Linked DNA regions of Homo sapiens: region 2 is linked to region 1. A link is an interaction called in ENCODE POLR2A ChIA-PET data of the cell type or tissue named here. Cell type or tissue: Panc1. All regions are shown on one strand. Each heading gives the region's core, and the rest is flanking DNA. Links, peaks and the distances in the headings are about the cores only.

Region 1 (2,926 bases), core at 275-2,774:
CAGCCGGCTGTGTCAGCCATCACATCTGCTTTCCAGCCAGCAGGAAGAGCAAAGATTGGTGCATGCCCCTCTCTAAGGACACTTCCTGGAGGTAGCACAGGCCTTGGGCCAGGGCTTAGTCGCACTTGCTGCCAGGGAGGCATGGAAGCGTTCCTGGATGGCCAAGTGCCCAGCTTCCCACGGGACGATCTGTTGTGGAGGGAGGGCAGGTGCAGCCGCTCCACACCTCGGATTCTCGTCTCTTTCTCTAGCTTGGCTTTTGCTTTTTGCCCCTCTTTGTAGGCATTCCTCAATGCTCTGCCGTCAACCCCATCCTCTGTTTCCTCTCCCTGGGAGATCTCATACAATTCTCTGCCTTACATTTTCATCTCTGGGGGAACAACAATTAGAAAATACTTTGAACCCAGTGAAAATGAAACCCAACACATGGAAGTTTTGGACCCAGCAAAAGCAGTGCTGCGAGGGCAGCTTACGGCCCCGGAGCCGGGCTCCCCAGTGTTGCTTCTCACTGACCCCCATCTGATCTCTGCAGTTAGACCTGCTTATGTTCACTAAATATCTTCATGTGAGTTTTCCTCAGCACCTCACATTTATCTTCTTTCAGAAAGGCGTTGTTTCCCACAGATTTGTCCTCTGACGCTCCCTCTGTCATCTCAGCCTCACCAGCTGCAGACTCCAGCAGCGTCTCGTGTTTCCCCAACACCTCCCGTGTCCACTCAGTGGCCAGCACAGCCGGTGGTTTCCACCCAGCTGACCTTGTGCTCTTCCTGTCCAAACTGAGAAGCCCCCCGCCTGGCTCCTCGGCCCACCCGAGCTCATCTCACGATTCTTCCTCCTTCTCAAATTTCATTCTCACAGTCCTGCTGATTCTTTTTTTTAGTTAGTTTTTTTTTTTTGGTTTTTTTTTTTGAGGCAGGGTCTTGCTTTGTCACCCAGGCTGAAGTGCGGTGGTGCAGTCATAGCTCACTGCAGCCTCAATCCCCGGGCTCAAGCGATCCTCCCACCTCCGCCCCCCGAGTAACTGGGACCATAGATGTGTGCTACTACACCTGGCTCATTTTTACATTTTTTTTTTCCTTGTAGAGACAGAGTCTTGCCATGTTGACCAGGCTGATCTTGAACTCCTGGGCATAAGTCATCCTTCTGCCTCAGCCTTCCAAAGTTTTGGGATTGCAGGTGTGAGCCACCATACGTGGCCCCACTGATTATTTTCTAAGCTGATATTCTTACGTTATTTATGGTTTTTTTTCATTTGTTTAACCTCCTCGATGATGTCCTGCTGCCTGCCAGATGGAGTTCATCCTCTTCACGTGGCAGCAAGGCCTCGGGTTCTAACCCTGCCCTCCTCTTTGGTGTGTTCCCTGTTTGGATACCTCAGTGAAATTTAGGCTTCTTGTCAGCTCCAGAACTTGCTTGTCTTTCCTCTTACTTTGTTCCTCACCCCCAGATTTTCCGCTCCAGGTCAGGGGCTGTGGCCACAAAAGCGACCTTCCAGAGGCTCATCTACTCAAAGGTGGAGGCTGCTTTTCTCTGTGTTCTGTTTCTGTCTCATCTTGGAGGCAGTCCTGCTTTGCCTTACTCGTGTGCATTTCTGCAGAGGTCTCTGCGGGTTCTCTGAGGCAGGCCTACACGTTGCTGTCGCCTGCTGCCCATGCCCAGTGCCTTCCATGTAGGCCACTCAGCGCGGTGTGGAGCGAAGCTTCAGGAAAGAGCTGGGCCCCACCCATTAGAGCCCTTGCTTCATGATACCTGCATGGGGATTGGCTGCACGGTGGCACGCACCATCACTGTAGGGCCATGCGGTGCAAATAAATTTGGATATTTACTTGTCATTTGACTTCATAAATAAATAACATGGCTGTTTCCACAGAGGATATAATCTATCAAAGAATATATTATTAGCACAGGCTTTCACCCAGAATAAACAGGATCAGTTTTTAAGGCAGTACATATATGAAGATATTTTATAAAACTTAATAAGACACTGCAGATGCTGTTATTATTTACTGATTACTTTTGTGTCATGAGGTTTCTTCAGGACCAGTGGAAGATATGAATATGAGTGAGATTTTCTGACTTCAGAAGCTTATTTATCATGGGAGAGTGAGAAGGCATTTATACTAACTCTGTAAAACAAAGTAGAAGCTAATGTGTGTAGTTGATGTAGGTAAATGAAAAATTCTGCTTTTTGGAGAAAGTGGGAATATGTGGTAGACGTTGGATATTTAGAACTCAGAGGGAATTTTAGGGCTAGCAATACAGATTTCAGAGCTAAAGATAACAGATTTTAGAGTCATCTGTGTAGTAATGTTGAAGAATATTGGCAATATGAAATTTAAAATAGATTATTAAACATTTATTATTAAACATTAATAAATCAAAAAACATTTCTTGAGAGCTAGCTTACACAAAATCCTGATTTCATCACATCACACCGCATGGCCCTACAGTGATGGAGCGTGCCACCGTGCAGCCAATCCTCATGCTGTCAAATCTCACTGAAGTGATTTCATCAGGCTGTCTGTCAAATCTCACTGAAGTGATTTCGTCACGCTGTCTGTCAAATCTCACTGAAGTGATTTCGTCACGCTGTCTGTCAAATCTCACTGAAGTGATTTCGTCATGCTGTCTGTCAAATCTCACTGAAGTGATTTCGTCATGCTGTCTGTCAAATCTCACTGAAGTCCCCAAAAGCCTTTTGAGATAGGCATTCTTAACTTCTCCTTTTGCAGAGAAAACCTGCATCTGTGGAGTTCAATCGGTTGCCTGTAGGTTTCATGTCTAGAAAATGTTGCAGTTGGGATCAGAACTCAGGACAGCACATGTCTGTAGGCCGTGCCGATGATGCTGAGAAGCAGCGTGCATGAAATAAAATAAAAACAGACAAGGCTATTCATTGGAGAAAATAGGAAGCTGTGCTCCCTTG
Region 2 (2,926 bases), core at 252-2,751, 58 kb before region 1:
GCTTTAGGACTTCCAGAGAATGGCTATAATGTCAAATCGCCAAAGAGAAATGAATATACAATGTAGAGGAAAACACATGGGCTGTGTCTATGCCTCACAAGCTACCCTGTGTATTTAATTTGGTGACTCTTTGGTTGAAATCTGCCTGAAACTATAAATTCTAGTTTTTGAACCAATAAATACGGTGGTTAAAATTTTAAAAAGACATTTCAATACTTACCACTATTCTCACATTGGGAGCAGTGTATAAGTGATTCAGCCTTTCCTTTCTTGTTGGACTCCTTACCCTTCAGACAAATTCCACATATAGCATTTGGAATGACCTTTGGCTGGAAGGGTAGAAGAGGGCTATAAATTCATGCCAGAAGAGCTTACTATGGGTTTAAAAGGAATTCTGTTACTTTATTGCCCTATTTTTACTTTTGGTAACTTGCTAATGAGGACCATTTTGAAAGACAAAACTTGACAGGAGTCTGCCTACAATGTAAGACTGCCTACTGAAGAAAGCATTAATTTCATCATAAAATTTGGTAAACAGCATGATCTCGTAAGATTAAATGTAGCATTCTATACTCCCTACATGCACAGTAAGATTTGTTTAATGAATGGAAGGAAAGACTAAATACAATGTCAAATGTCACTATTAATTGGACAAGAAAATCCAAGTAGCAAATGACCATTATGTGTAAGACTTACTCTAAAAAGACCATTTTAAATAGCTCATATATTAATTTTGTTTAAAACCTGCTATTTTCCAAAACTGCAAAACTAGAGCTATAAAATCTAAGTTAAAAAATCAGCTTATCCTCATTGGTATAGTGGTATTTAAAAAAAAATCAGTTTAAACATTTTTAATTGAAAGATGTCTCATGCATACATTGGCGTGTACATAAACGTTTGTGGAAAACTTAGTTGTGTGATTATTCTCTTTGCATGTCTAATAAAAGAATCTATACTTAGAAAGATTCACTATAAAATGTAAAATTATAAAAGGGAAAAATAAGTTTTCAGACAAGCAAAAAAAAATTGCAGTCACTTAAAAAATACACGAACACTCTGAGTACTACTGATCTTTCAGATTAAAAACATGCATGGTCCAGTGAAGGTGTCTGAATTTTAGACATATTTGGTTACACATGGAAATGACAAAGGAAAAAGGGTTCACTGCACTTAAAATTACCAGGGGAGGGAGGGCATCCGAACGTCACGGTCTTGACTGTTACAAAATGACGTTCACTCATGCTATAGAAATAAGTAAATAACAGTGGTAAAAAAGGAAGAGCAAGCATGGGCCAAGAATGAAATGGGGTAAGGGGACATACATACATACATACACACACACACACACACACACACACACACACACACACACACACACACACACGTAGATGAACTGGGAAAATAATTATTTTAAGTAGAATTGTTTCATTTCTGCTTTATTCCCACCCTGCCAAATGCATCCCTTTCCTAATTTACTGAACCAAAGAGGAACCTAAACAAAACTCAAACGTTGTATATATTCCAGCTTTGAAATGTCTCACTGCCACCTTCATAACCTGTTAGACCTAAACAATTTGTTCTTAAGTTTTGTACTTTTTAAATTATCTTTCTTTGCAAAAGATGACAGAGGCATTCAAAAAGAATTTTTGGCTTATTTATTTAAAAAAAGTCAACCTTATACATAAATAGAATAAAAACAAGAACTCTAAACAATCACAAATGTCTCTACAAAATAATAAATATCATGGAAGTTAAACATACATATAAAACTTTACTATTAAACTAATCTCCTGTATGTATATTTTTATACCCTGCTCCCCCCAACAAAAGGATAGTGTCACATGCTCAAACCATTTAAGTCTTGCAGTGTAGTTACCCTCTGTTGTTACTGCTACATTCTAAACATAAGGTTCTCATTGTGTGTTCCTATACCTAAATAAAAAACAGCTAGGAAGTGCACTTCTATAATCCAAATTCTGGTTCAGTTATGATCATATCTGTACCTGCCATAATATACAGCAGAATGCTCTCTCTTAATCCATCAAAACTAAGAAATCTCTTGGTTATGGTACCTGTACTAAATGTAAAAGATATACTTATTTAATACTAATAGTTTAAGTTAGATACTGGCATAGTAAATACTCTAATATCTTTCACTAAAGTCAGGGAAGTAACCAAACAATATTAAATTCTAAAAACAGAACTCCTCACAGGAGATTCTTTACAAAACAAAAGCCAAAAGGAGTAAAACACAAGGGTAGTCATTCACATTCTAGAGCAATTCAAGTTCTACAATCATTAAAATATACATTAAACACCTATGATAAAAGGGACACCAAAAAATTCTAGGTTTATTTCTAAGTTTAAATCATAATGATTTGTTAAATCACTTAGTTTTTCTTACCCAACAGCCTTCATCTTGATGAAAAGAGGGAAACATGAGAGAAGGGGAAGAGAGACAGCTTTGTAGCATTTTCTACGATGAATGCTGCAGCTCGATATACAAAGCATCTGCCCTCTCTAAGAAGCCACAGTGCTGGCATCCAGGACTTTACACAGCAGATAACAACTGTGGCTTAGAGAAGCCAGTCTCAAGTGGATTGCACAGTTGAGGGAGGGGTTAATGTGCAGCACTCTCCACAAGACCAATGGAGCACACTCCTATGTGTGTCTGGTTTAGACAATCAGTTCTACTTCAAATAACTGCAACATCATCAGAGTATCACTATTGACAAGAAAACTGAAATACTCATCCTAATAGCTCTCAGCATCTCAAATAAAAGGCTCACAGTACACTTACTTTTCTACTTGAAAAACAGCCAAAGATAAGACTTTCATGGTAGCAATAATATAGTATAGATTTTAATTATTGTATTTATAGGCCGGAATCCTAATAATTATGCTTTAAATTTCAGGTTAATGTAAC

Evidence for each region. Peaks named below come from ENCODE experiments on the same cell type or tissue, not always from the same donor. Only the 100,000 strongest peaks of a DNase experiment are listed, where the experiment ranks them.
Region 2: POLR2A ChIA-PET joins it to region 1 with 5 read pairs; 25 of 35 experiments call an interaction of 5 or more read pairs at or near these places.

The regions. Positions count from the first base shown.
Region 1 is chr6:169,763,374-169,766,299 of GRCh38, forward strand. All of the region lies in intron 9 of ERMARD (ER membrane associated RNA degradation), which reads left to right. Among named protein-coding and RNA genes, the nearest start is that of ERMARD, 13 kb to the left of the region's middle. In Panc1, for the core only: no CTCF peak of the experiment used is centred there; no DNase peak of the experiment used is centred there.
Region 2 is chr6:169,705,396-169,708,321 of GRCh38, forward strand. It overlaps C6orf120 (chromosome 6 open reading frame 120), which reads left to right. Exons shown (of 1, transcript NM_001029863.3): 1 at 1-965. PHF10 (PHD finger protein 10) reads right to left here. Exons shown (of 12, transcript NM_018288.4): 10 at 221-329. Among named protein-coding and RNA genes, the nearest start is that of C6orf120, 4.7 kb to the left of the region's middle. In Panc1, for the core only: no CTCF peak of the experiment used is centred there; no DNase peak of the experiment used is centred there; H3K27ac peaks cover 375 bases.